Regions from separate parts of the Homo sapiens genome. Here region 2 is linked to region 1. A link is a contact called in ENCODE Hi-C or POLR2A ChIA-PET data. All regions are on one chromosome and are shown on one strand. The core of a region is the stretch at or near the end of the contact, and the rest is flanking DNA. Distances in the headings are between cores, read along the strand shown.

Region 1 (5,990 bases), core at 1-2,500:
ACTTAGGTCATGTAAACAGCCTGGGATTTATCATGTCGGAAGCCGGGGATTTATCATGTCGGAAACTTGTCACCCACATGCCAGAATTTGGGATTCTGGCACACACCACTTCTTGTGGTTACTGTAATCTTCCCCACCAGCCTAGCAATTCACTATCAGCAATAACAAGGCTACATGAACCGAAGAGCATCACGACGATGTTACTCATATGGCCGTTTTGGAACCAAACAGCTTTAGTGGTAAGAACCTAAACAGTACAGTCAGCGATAACAGAACAAGGGTTTTCTCAGAAACACTTCTGCTAGCAAACCCAGCTGGGGGAACGCCGCGGTAGAGCTCCGGATCAACGAATCAAAATTATATAACGCAGGAAAAAAGAAAAGGAGGAGCCGGCGACTACCGGGGGAGGAGTCCCGGCCCGGGCGGAGTCGGCCGGGCGGCGTTCCCGCTGGGGCGGCGCTTCCCCCTTTGTCTCGCATTTCTCTCTGCGCCACATTTTCTCGACGCTGCCATTTTGAGCTCCTCCGCCGGGCGGGGTAACAAAGGCGCCGCCGCCATGTCCGAGGCCGGCATTTTGTACTCGCGACTCAGCCACATGGCTGATGCCGGCCGCCCTCCTACCCCAACAGCACCAGGGCTTTGGAAGTGGTCCCCTCGCTCCCACAGAATGCCCGGCCACCCCAAAAACACCTCCCGAAACGCCGCACCTAACAGATGTTCCTTCGTCTGCCTCGAAGCGTCCCGCTTTCATCCGCACAATACGCTCCCTCTCAACTCCCTCAACAGCTACCAAATGGCAGCCGCCCCGACAGCTCCCCAATCCCCACACAAAAAGCAAGCTTGAAGACACTACACCGTCAAATCTCTTCCAATCACTGTGACGTGAATATCAAAATGGCGCAAGCCTTCGGGAAAGGAAGTCCCAAGATAGCCCGGAAAGGCCAAGTCCAAGCCGCAAAGCCCCCGCCGGCCGCCACCCTGACCCGCCCTCCCATCCCCCCACCCGCCAGGCCTGACAGCTCGGCTCCCAAACTCACCCTCGGTCCCGGCCGCGGTCTCGGTCACTCGAATAACCCGACATGGCGTCAATGGTTGCGGTTGGCGGGGAACGAAGTATATAGAAAAGCGTGCGACAAGTCGCTGGAAATGGCCTCGATGACGGCGAAGCCTTGCGGGGGCGGCAGCGGAGGAAGGACACCGATGACACCAGCCGAAGCTGCACTACTAGAGACCGGTAGAAATGAATGAGGTGCCGGCCGCTTTCCGGCAGCCGCTTTTATAGTCTGGACCGCCTCCTACGCCGCAGGGAACGCTGGGAGCCGCTCTATGACCTAATCGCCCCGCCCCTCGCGCATAGGCCGCAACGCCCGCTGGCGTTCCAGGATCGCCGCGCTTTCACCCCTCCCCGCGCCACTCTCTCAGGTCAGGGCCCACCCACCATTGGAATGCCTCATTCTGCACTCTCTTGACCTCACCTTCTTCTGGTCTTTCCACACCTCAAGCAAGCCACCCCGCCCTTTCCCAAGCCCAGCCCCGCCCACCCTCGCCACTCGGAGATGTTTACGTCTCCAAAGAGCCCTCACGTCTGTAACCAAAAGAGGGGGAAGGCGGGGCCTGGCGTTGTCACGTGGCTGTACCACCCCGGACCACCGAGAGAGCGGTCCGCACTACTTTCCCGTTGACGTCGGCGGAGGGATACAAAACGAAATAGCTCACCGGAAGTGCGCTGCTCGCACCCCGGGACCCGCCCGGGCTGCCGGCTGATGTGGACCGTCCGACCCGCGTGTCTGATAATCCTTTGACGGGTTTTGGTCGGCGGAGAATGGTCTCTAAACTTCCCAAACCGCCCCCGTTTCACGTCCTGTGAAAGGAAGTGCTCCTCTGATGACCAATCAGCGGCGAGAAGCTCTTTTAACGTCCGTCCTTCTTTCACGCCTCCTTCCCCGCGCTTTGGTTCGTGCGTCCGCGCCCCAGTGTCGGGTCTGCGTGGATCGGTCCTTCCAGGACACCGTCGCCTTCCCGGCCGCGTCGGAGTCCGGCGGCGACCTGCCTCTGAAACATGGCAGGCTCGGATGCTGGTGAGTGTCTCCCTGGGGTCCCAGTATGTGTGGACTGAAACCGTCCACCTCCAGGGAGGCCTCGGGCTAGCCCGGACTGGGTCTGGGCTGTCGGCGGGGCTCGTGACCTTCAGACGCCGCGTCGCGCTGGCGGGTTCCCTGGATAGGGTCTCTCAGCTTCACCACCTCTTCGCTTCGAGGCCGTGGAACAGCAGTATGCTGTGGGAGAGAGAGAGGCACTGGGGCGAGGCCGGTAGGACACTTGGGTCCTGGCTGTAAAAAGAGCGGTCAGAAGGGTCGTCCCCGGACTTGTCTTTCTGTGGGGCGTCTAGCCGCTGTCCGTGTGCCCTCCGCCCTTGCACTATGGGCCCTGAGGTCGTACCTGCTTTTGTATTGGTCTTTAAAGGAACAGCATTCTTAAGATTTATTATGCCCCTGCAGAATAGTAGAATATGCCCCTGTAGAATAGTTGTGCTTTTTTCTCTTCAGTGCCCTCTAGAGTCATGGGCTTTGTCTAGCACCGCTTTTGAAGAGCGAATTAATTTGGTTGTCTAGGACGCTTTCATCCTTTTCACAAGGACTGCGTACAAACCAGTTGTCATGGTTTGGCCAGCTGTGAGAAATGGGCGTGGGGAGGGGGATTATGTGCATGGAAAATACACTCTCATTCGTTTCCAGAACGTTACGTGTCCAGAACATAGTGGAGATGTTTGTTTCTAATACCGATTGAAAGTGCTTTCCTACCAATTCCCAGGCATTTCAAGGAACAAGTATTTTAAGCTAAGTTACTTTTGGTACAGAAACCGTTAAACTTTGCAAATCCCAGCAATATCTAGGGGAGAGGAGAATGTGGTACGCAGGAAACGTCAACAGTATTGATAATTCTGAGCTTCATGTACTTCCCATATTTTCTTTCATATAGATCGATATAATAAAAAAGAAAAACTAACAAATGCATTACCGTTGATGTTGTTATTATACCAGTTCTTAACAGCCTAAGTTTAATCACCACTTTTTCCGGCACCAGAGAAACCCTGACTTGCACAAGATAATTGGGTAAACACAAGACCAATACTATTGCAAGTGCGAAGCAGCCTCCATTAATGAGTTTCTGGTAACCTCGGATTATCATTAAACTGTTGTTTATGACATAATATTCCTGTTTACTTGTAAATATGTTTTAACTAAAAACACCCATGTAAGGCTTATATAAGTAACTTAAGATTTTAGGCTGCAACAGTATCAATTGAATTTGCAGTATAGTTTTGACTATGTAGAAATTACAGCACTCTGGAAATCATCCCAAGAAATTAAATACATCTTTTTAAAAACCATGCCTAAAGGGTCTTTGAAATTCTCTAACAATCAAATTCCTTATCTTCTGCAAAGTTCAGTGTCTGTTTTTGTTGGGGGGGAGGTTGTTGGATTTTTTAAATGTCTGTGTGATTTTTTTCTGGTGGTTTTTAAGACTGATCTTTCCCCCTTTTTCCCAACAGAGTGGGTAACCATTGCCAATAACCTTCTTTTTAAGTGTCATATACATCTGAGAATACATGAACTTCAAGACTGTGATGCTAATGTTTTTATTGCTCTTTATCAGTCTATTTTGGGAGAAAAGGTACCAGGTAAGAATACTAAAAGCAGGAGTAATTTTGCCTATATCTTAGGCCAAAAGTTTTTAGTCCTTTAGTTAGATTCTTTGATATTTATAAAATTTCATTTTCTCTTTGCTTGTTTCTTTTTTTAATATTGCATATTAAATTCTATATTAATATACAATATTAAAATAAATATTGTATATTAAATTGTATTTAATATCACATATTGTATAATTATAATATTGTATTCCTTAAGGAATACCCTGTGGAACCCACTCATAATAACGGCCTTGAGCAGATCAGTTTGAGGGCTCCTGATAATCACGGCTTAACCTAATCATGGCTACTGCCTTGTGAAAGTTGCATCTTTTCTGTAAATGTACCTTCAAAGGTTGTAAAATTGAGTGGAGCTTGGGAATTTATTGGATTCTGTTACTTAACCAGTGCTAGGGATAAGAATTGATGCTTGTAGATGATGAACCTCATTTACCAAGACAGTTAATAAGCGCATATGTCCTTTCATCTTGCTCACCATCTCACTATGTTCAAGACCAGGGTGGTACCAACTCAGCTTAAGTGATCCTCCCGTCTACCTCCCAAAGTGATAGGATTACAGGCATGAGCCACCACGTCCAGCCTGTGCTGACCTTTTAAATCTTTATACCAATAATTCTAGTTGGCTATTCAAAAGGACATATAAGGGCCAGGCGCGGTGGCTCACACCTCTAATCCCATTACCTTGGGAGGCTCATCACTTGAGGCAGGTGGATCACCTGAGGCCAGGAGTTCAATACCAGCCTGGCCAATATGGCAAAATGCCATCTCTGCTAAAAATACAAAAATTAGCCAGGCATAGTGGTGCACGCCTATAAACCCAGCTACTTGGGAGGCTGAGGCAAGAGAATTGCTTGAGCCGGGAAAGTGGAGGTTGTAGTGAGCCAAGATCACGCCACTGCATTCCAGCCTGGGCGATAGAGCGAGACCCTGTCTCAATAAATAATAAATAAACATACATATGTGTATATATAAGAACGCTCCTTGAATGCCTGCTGTGTTTTTTTTTTCTTCGTAGAAAGTAGCCCATAGTTATGGGTTAAAGTATCATGTCTTGGCTCCCTTATTAGACTATTAGCTGTCTTTGAATTTAGGGACCACTTTATCTTCCTTAACATGGTGCTTCTTGTAAAGCATATTCATGTATATCTATATATCTATATATATATATATGGTGTAATAAATATTCAACCGTATTCAACCAGTCTAATATTGATAAATCGGTTCAATCAATAAATACTCAACCAGTAAAGATTCTGCTGTGTAGAGTTCAGGGTTTATTAACTTTATCTGTACTTTACAGCATGTTCTGTTTGGGCAGAGCCTTTATAGCAGTTGAGCATATTCAGTAGCCTAGTCAGAGACAATGAGATGAAAACTTGGCCTCTCATGGATACAAAATTATGTGATTTTTTCCCCCCCCAGACCTCATAGTTATTCCTAGGAGTCAAGAAGATGATGCACACAATGTACAAGCAGTAATTGATTCACTGGCCTTGGACTACTTGCAGGTCAGCTTGTCTCACATAACAGGTTGGTATATGTATAACTATCACATAATTATGCATTTTAGTAAAAATAATTGTTAGAACTGTAGACATTGTTTACTTAACCAAATGAGTGAGCTTATGGAGTAGACCAAATTGTAAGATTGAGCTAAGACAATCAACTGATAGAGGTCAGGTCCATACATGAGAACTTTTCCAGGAGAGCTGAACATTGATTTTGCAATTGATCTGGGTCTGAAACGTAAATATCCTAGCTGGTAATTTGAGGTGTGTTTTTTGTTTTTATGTTATGTTGTTTTATTTATTTTTATTTTTTGATTCAGAGTCTCTGTTGCCCAGGCTGGAGTGCAGTGGTGCAATCACAGCTCACTGCAGCCTCAACCTCCCAAGCTCAGGTGATCCTCTCACCTCAGCCTCCCGGGTAGCCGGGGCTACAGGTGTGCACCACCATGCCTGGCTAATTTTTTCTATTTTTTGTAAAGACAAGAGTTTCGCCATTTGCCCAGGCTGGTCTGGAACTCCTGGGCTCAGCTGATCCACCTGGCTCCACTCGTGAAATTGCTGGGATTACAGGCCTGGACCACTGTGCCTGGCCTTCGGGGAACCTGCCCCGATAGTCACGTAGGTTCTTTTCTATTTTATCTAAGCATCGGCAGGTTTGAGAAATAAAGGGACAGAGTACAAAAGAGAGAAATTTTAAAGCTGGGCGTCTGGGGGAGACATCACATGTCTGTAGGTTCCGTGATGCCCCACAAGCTGCAAAAACCAGCAAG
Region 2 (6,620 bases), core at 1,782-4,281, 160 kb before region 1:
ATCCCTGAAGGTTAGGAGGGCTTTGCTGCAGTGTGTTCCTGGCTGCCTCTCAGGCTGTCCCTCCACAAGGGAGGGTCTGTATGTGCTTGTGCTGCCTGCGTAGGGCCTTAATCACAATTTGTTATCTCAACGAGTCAATCACTCTACAATGAAATAAAGAGGAAGAGGCCAGGCCTGGTGGTTCACACCTGTAATCCCGGCACTTTGGGTGGTCAAGGCGGGTGGATCACCTGAGGTCAGGAGTTGGAGACCAGCCTGGCCAACATGGTGAAACCCTGTCTCTACTAAAAATACAAAAATTAGCCGGGGATGGTGGTGGGCGCCTGTAACCCCAGCTACTCAGGAGGCTGAGGCAGGAGAATAGCTTGAACCCGGGAAGCAGAGGAAGCAGTGTGCCGAAACTGTGCCATTGCATTCCAGCCTGGGCAACAAGAGCAAGACTGTCATAAAAAAAAAAAAAAAAAAAAAATGAGGAAGAGAGCTTCAGGCCTGCCGCGTTCCCCACCCCTCTCAGGTCCAGTCTAGACTTGGAAGTGAGTTGTGCAGATTGGGCAGTACACAACCCCCGGGGGCCATTCTGTTGGTAGGCTATGGGAATGTGCCCCAGTGGTGCAGCACACAGCCCAGCGGCTCTACGGGGCATCCCTGTAAGGAAAGTTCTGTGCATACAGCTGCTGACACTCAGCCCAGGCTCAAAAAGAGAAGACAAGGAGAAGTCCAAGACTCCTCCCAGATCATGGAGCAAGGGGTGATTTCAGGACCCCATTGCCATGTGGTCTGGCTAGTGGCTGGCACGGCCTGGAAAACTGCACGCATTCAGCCTGCACAGTCAGGAAAACTACCCCAGGCCTGCCTGGCTAGGTGGATGCAGCCTGGGGTTAGCCTCAGAGGAAGGGAGACAGATGGCAATGATCCCAGGGAGCTTCCCAGCTGGGCAGGAAGGTTCTGAGACTGCTTCCTTTGAGCGTGCAGGAGCCACTGTTTCCTTTGAGCATGCAGGAGTGTGCAGTGACCCCCGGGGACTGTGTACTGCCCAATCTGGGTTCGCAAAGGAGGAGGACAGTTAGGAGATGCATTTTTAATTTTTTTTTAGACGGAGTCTTGCTCTGCCACCCAGGCTGGAGAGCAGTGGCTTGATCCTGGCTCACTGCAACCTCTGCCTCCCGGGTTCAAGCGATTCTTCTGCCTCAGCCTCCCCAGTAGATGGATTACAGGCATGCGCCACCACGCCCAGCTAATTTTTGTATTTTTAGTAGAGACAGGGTTTCACCATGTTGGCCAGGCTGGTCTCGAACTCCTGGCCTCAAGTGATCCACCTGCCTTGGCCTCCCAAAGTACTAGGTTTACAAGTGTGAGCCACCGTGCCTGGCCAGGAGATGCATGTTTTTTATGGTGCCCAAAACAAACGAGATTGATGTTCTAGCATTTTCTATGGAGCAGCCCACTCTGCATCCATTTCCCCAGCATAGAACCAGAGACAGGGACTTCCAGGCCAGCCTGCCCTTGAGAGAACCACATACACAAAAACAAAACCCAAGGTGTAAAATCAGTGCCACTGCTCACACGGACAGGGATCTTGTGCTTTCAAAAGCCTTTACCTAAGTGTCCCTCTAAATGGCAAAGCACTCGATATCTTGAAACATGCATTTGATTGACACACATTCAGTCTGCACAAGCAACTTTAGGAACACACTGGGTTTGGCAGGGGGTCTACCTCTGGAAGGGACAAATTGCTCAGTACTTCCTAATTCCCTGGCACTTAGTAAGTGCTCAATAAATCTTACCTATTATTAGTAGTATCATAACTAATAATTATCAAAAATGGCCAGGTGTGGTGGCTTCGCCTGTAATCCCAGCACTTTGGGAGACAAAAGTGGGCAGATTGCTTGAGCCCGGGAATTTGAGACCAGCCAGGGCAACATGGCGAAACCCTGTCTCTATTTTTCTTTAATTAATTTTTAAAATTATTGAGGCCGAGTGTGGTGGCTCACACCTGTAATCCCAGCACTTTGGGAGGCTGAGGGGGGTGGATCTTTTGAAGTCAGAAGTTCGAGTTCACGCTGGCCAACATGGTGAAATCCCATCTCTACTAAAAATACAAAAAAAAAATAAATAAATTAGCCGGCTGTGGCGGTGCATGCCTGTAATCCCAGCTACTCGGGAGGCTGAGGCAGGAGAATCGCTTTAACCCGGAGGCAGAGGTTGCAGTGAGCTGAGATCTCGCAACTGCACTCCAGCCTGGGCACAGAGTGAGACTCCGTCTCAACAAAGAAAAAAAAAATATATATATATATATAAAATAAAAAATATATAAATAATATAAATATAAAAATATTATATATAAAATATATAAAAATAAAAAATAAAAATATATAAAATATTATAAAATATATATTATACACAAAGAAAACATATATATTATATATGTATTTATATTTATATATTATATATATTATATATTTTATATATATATATATATTTTTTGAGATGGAGTCTCACTCTGTCACCCAGGCTGGAATGCAGTGGCGCAATCTCAGCTCACTGCCACCTCTGCCTTCCGGGTTCAAGTGATTCTCCTGCCTCAGCCTCCTGAGTAGCTGGGATTACAGGTGTGCGCCACCAGAGCCGGCTAATTTTTGTATTTTTAGTAGAGATGGGGTTTTATCATGTTGGTCAGGCTGGTCTCGAACTCCTGATCTCAGGTGATCCACCCGCCTTGGCCTCCCAAAGTGCTAGGATTACAGGTGTGAGCCACAGTGCCTGGCCTTTTCTTTTTTTCTTTTAAATTATTGAAATTTTACAGCTCAGAGACAGGGCCAGGGCCAGGGGCCTTTGCTCCTTCCAGTCTTAGCAGGCCGGTAGGTCTGCTAATCACTTCCTTTGGAGCGACTGAGGGTGCACAGACTCTTCTCACTGAACACAGCACCCCCGCCACCACTGGGGTTTAAACCCAAGCCAAAGGCAATGCCTGGGGACTCACTCGAGTGGCACTTACCTTTGTGAGACTCAGCTGAGGACACTTGAACTTCCGTGTACTGCACGTCTGAGTTCAGAGGCTCTGCTCAAAGAAACCACAGCAGCTTGTTGTTTAGGTGGAATCTCTTGTGGGCACCTCAGATCATAGAAGTAGAGACTTTCTTTTCTTTTTTTTTTTTTTTTTTGAGACAGAGTCTCACTCTTTCACCCAGGCTGGAGTGCAGTGGTGTGATCTCAGCTCACTGCAACCTCCACCTCCCGGGTTCAAGTGATTCTCCTGCCTAAGCCTCCTGAGTAGCTGGGATTACAGGTGTGCACCACCATGCCCAGCTAATTTTTGTATTTTTAGTAGAGACGGGGTTAATTTTTGTATTTTTAGTAGAGACAGGGTTTCACCATATTGGCCAGGCTGGTTTTGAACTCCTGACCTCAAGCGATCCGCCCACCTCAGCCTCCCAAAGTGCTGGGATTACAGGCATAAGCCACTGCCCCCGGCTAGATTTTCATTCAGGTTATTAAAGTATTCTGTATTTTGAGGGGGCAGCCAGACACAGGCTTAATTCCATTCGGGATGAGGAAGGGAGTACGAACCCCGCACTGGTCCCAGAGGCAGATACAGGGCCTCGGGGCCCATGGTTTCCTCCCTGACTCCTCTGTTACCAGGATGTGGAGGGACCCTCTGGCCTAGGTCCCTGTTTCTACAGTGGGGGGACTTGGAACAGGTCAGTAGAGACAGAAAACAGCCCAGTATCAGCCCCAGCAGTTCTCCCAATTCAGTCTCACTCAAGATGCTGGAAGCCTTCTCCACAGCCACAGGCAAACAAAGCTACCTCCAAGACTGAGAGGATTTCGGGAAATGGGGAACAGGGGTCACTACCCTAAAAATACTTGGAGAGTGTGAGGCATACACGTGAATGAAATCACTCAGGGTACTAAGGTGAAAGCTAGAAAAGTAGTTTGTCTTCAAGTCAAAAATAACATTACTGTTTTGTTTTTAAAGCCCTAAAGAATAGGGATTCTCATCAGCTACCAAAACAATGATTCTGCAGTCAAAGATACATTTCAGGCTGGGTGTGGTGGCTCATGCCTGTAATCCCAGCACTTCGGGAGGCTGAGGCGGGCAGATCACCTGAGGTCAGGAGTTCGAGATCAGTCTGGCCAACATGGTAAAAATCCACCAATACTAAAAATACAAAAATTAGCTGGGCATGGTGGCACACACCTGTAATCCCAGCTACTTGGGAGGCTGAGGCACGAGAATGGCTTGAACCCGAGAGGCGGAGGCTGCAGTGAGCCAAGATTGTGCCACCGTACTCCAGCTTGGGTGACAGAGTAAGACTCTGTATCAAAAAAAAAAAAAAAAGAGCCAGGCGCAGTGGCTCGCGCCTGTAATTCTAGCATTTTGGGAGGCCAAGGTGGGCAGATAACAAGGTCAGGAGTTTGAGACCAGCCTGGCCAACACAGTGAAACCCTGTCTCTAGTAAAAATACAAAAATTAGCCGGGCGTGGTGGCAGGCGCCTGTAGTCCCAGTTACTTGGGAGGCTGAGGCAGGAGAATTGCTTGAACCCGGGAGGTGGAGGTTGCAGTGAGCCGAGATCGCACCACTGCACTCCAGCCTGGCTGACAGAGCGAGACTCTTGTCTCAAGAAAAAAACAAAAAAAAGAAAGAAAGGAAGAGACCTTAACAGAATCCTTTCTCTTTGTTAGGAGCCTTAGCTCCCATGGCAGCAGCCCAGAGCGAAAGGAATTTTGAAAAATGATTTAGTCCAATCCCTCAGTGCTTCAGGCAGAAGAGAGCAATTTATTGTCCATTGTCTTTAAAAATCACCACCTCAATGCTCAAGAAAAAAGAGGTCCCACTGCCTTACCCAGTAGCTCATTATGAGTCAGGAAGTTGTTTTTTGAGTATAACCCAGTTCTTCCCTACTTTGATTTAGGTGACTTTCCCACTGAGGACACTAGATAGCATCTCTGGTGAAAGCAGCTAGCTACCTTCATTGACACATCGGCTGGGTACAGGGTCATTAAGAGAGGTGGGAAATTATCCACAGTCCTTCAAGTTTTAGTTTTCTTTTCCTATGAGTCTTTTTTTTAATGTAAAAGTTGGTTCTAATAAAAACATGTAATTAGATAATTACCTTTATTATCATTTATTGGTTTCATTGCATGGTTTCTGACATCGTCATTGTGACCTAGTTGAAAAATAACAATTAGGGTGAGTGACAAGGGAAATTCTAGTTTTCTAAAACCTTTTAAAAATTCAGTACCCCTAACAAAGTCAAGCCTGATTTATTCAGTGTAGTGACAACCAGCACTGTCTCTGGGTCCTGGGTCCCCTCGTTGGCCCTCCTGTGGGCTCCATTTGACCTGCTGTGTAGTCTTTTTCTTTTTTTCTTTCTTTCTTTTTTTTTTTTTTTTGAGGCAATGTCTTGCTCTGTCACCCAGGCTGGAGTGCAGTGGTGCGATCCCGGCTCACTGCAGCCTCCTCCTCCCAGATTCCAGCGATTCTCCTAGTCTCGCTTTGTTGCACAGGCTGGTCTCCAACTCCTGGCCTCAAGTGATCCTCCCACCTCAGCCTCCCAAAGAGCTGGGATTATAGGCATGAACTACCATGCCTGGCCTGAATATAGTTTCTTTCTTTCTTTCTTTTTTGAGATGGAGTTTCGCTCTTGTTGCTCAGGCTGGAGTGCAATGTTGAGATCTCAGGTCACTGCAACCTCCACCTCCCAGGTTCAAGGGATTCTCCTGCCTCAGCCTGCTGAGTAGCTGGGATTATAAACATGTACCACCATGCCCAGCTAATTTTTTGTATTTTTAGTAGAAACAGGGTTACACCATGTTGGCCAGGGTGGTTTTGAACTGCTGACCTCAAGTGATCCACCTACCTCGGCCTCCCAAAGTGTTGAGATTACAGGCGTGAGCCACCGCGCCCAGCCTAGAATATAGTTTCTTAAACAATATATTTGCTCGTTTCTATTTACTGACACATTACTTTTATTACTACAAATATTTTATTTTCCTTTTTTAAAGTTTATGATTCAGTACTATATGAATTACTCAATTCTTAAAACATATTTCTCAAGCAAAATATGTCTCTGTAAAAAGTATATCCTAAAAATTTCTTATTTTGTGAGACATTTATAGAATTAGAAAAGAACATGAGCATTCTATGACCAAACCTGCTGATAAAGCAAGAAAAGTGGCTGGGCTCAGGGGCTCACACCTGTAATCCCAGCACTTTGGGAGGCCAAGGCAGAAGGATTTCTTAAGCCCAGGAGTCTGAAACCAGCATTGGTAGAGTGCCATCTCTACAAAAAATAAAAATTAGCTGGGCATGGTGGCACATGCCTGTGATCCCAGCTACTCAGGAGGCTGAGATGGGAGGATCACCTGAGCCTGGGAGGTAGAGGCTGCAGTGAGCTGAGATTGCACCACTGCACTCCAGCCTGGGAAGACCCTGTCTAAAAAAAAAAGAAAGAAAGAAAAGAGGAAGAGTGTTCCAAATTTGGTCTGGGACAGGACTTTTTGTGATGTAATTATAGCCCCCTCTGGGAAGTAAGTAGCATCCCTGCTGAAATGCTTGAGCAATTTTCTTACTAACCTGGGATTAAGAACTCCTAGGACTGGCTACTCATTCAGCTGA

What was found. A loop is a pair of places that touch in the nucleus more often than their neighbours do. ChIA-PET counts read pairs that join two places held with the same protein, here RNA polymerase II (POLR2A). Pooled maps may share reads with other maps.
Region 2: a loop to region 1 is called in a map of naive thymus-derived CD4-positive, alpha-beta T cell, with 8 times the contacts of the local background. The contact joins the enhancer-like site here to the promoter of DDX5 in region 1. A Hi-C loop is called at or near these places in 2 of 168 maps with a recorded cell type or tissue (CD4-positive, alpha-beta memory T cell and naive thymus-derived CD4-positive, alpha-beta T cell) and 6 of 50 pooled maps. POLR2A ChIA-PET finds 5 or more read pairs at or near these places in 17 of 52 experiments (A549, AG04450, B cell and 14 more).

The regions. Positions count from the first base shown.
Region 1 is chr17:64,505,039-64,511,028 of GRCh38, forward strand. It overlaps DDX5 (DEAD-box helicase 5), which reads right to left and starts at 1,251. Exons shown (of 13, transcript NM_004396.5): 1 at 1,038-1,251. The coding sequence starts at 1,081. It overlaps CEP95 (centrosomal protein 95), which reads left to right and starts at 1,939. Exons shown (of 20, transcript NM_138363.3): 1 at 1,939-2,078; 2 at 3,554-3,682; 3 at 5,135-5,242. The coding sequence starts at 2,060. RefSeq lists a silencer at 342-411 and enhancers at 502-711, 772-901, 1,602-1,841, 2,042-2,131, 2,113-2,729 and 1 more.
Region 2 is chr17:64,345,265-64,351,884 of GRCh38, forward strand. PECAM1 (platelet and endothelial cell adhesion molecule 1) reads right to left here. Exons shown (of 16, transcript NM_000442.5): 12 at 5,116-5,169; 13 at 2,996-3,058. Among named protein-coding and RNA genes, the nearest start is that of PECAM1, 42 kb to the right of the region's middle. Within about 2 kb of position 3,032, at least 8 of the 41 ENCODE cell types and tissues checked have a DNase peak (open chromatin) inside an H3K27ac peak, as active enhancers do; they include CD4-positive, alpha-beta T cell and CD8-positive, alpha-beta T cell, where a contact is called at or near this core.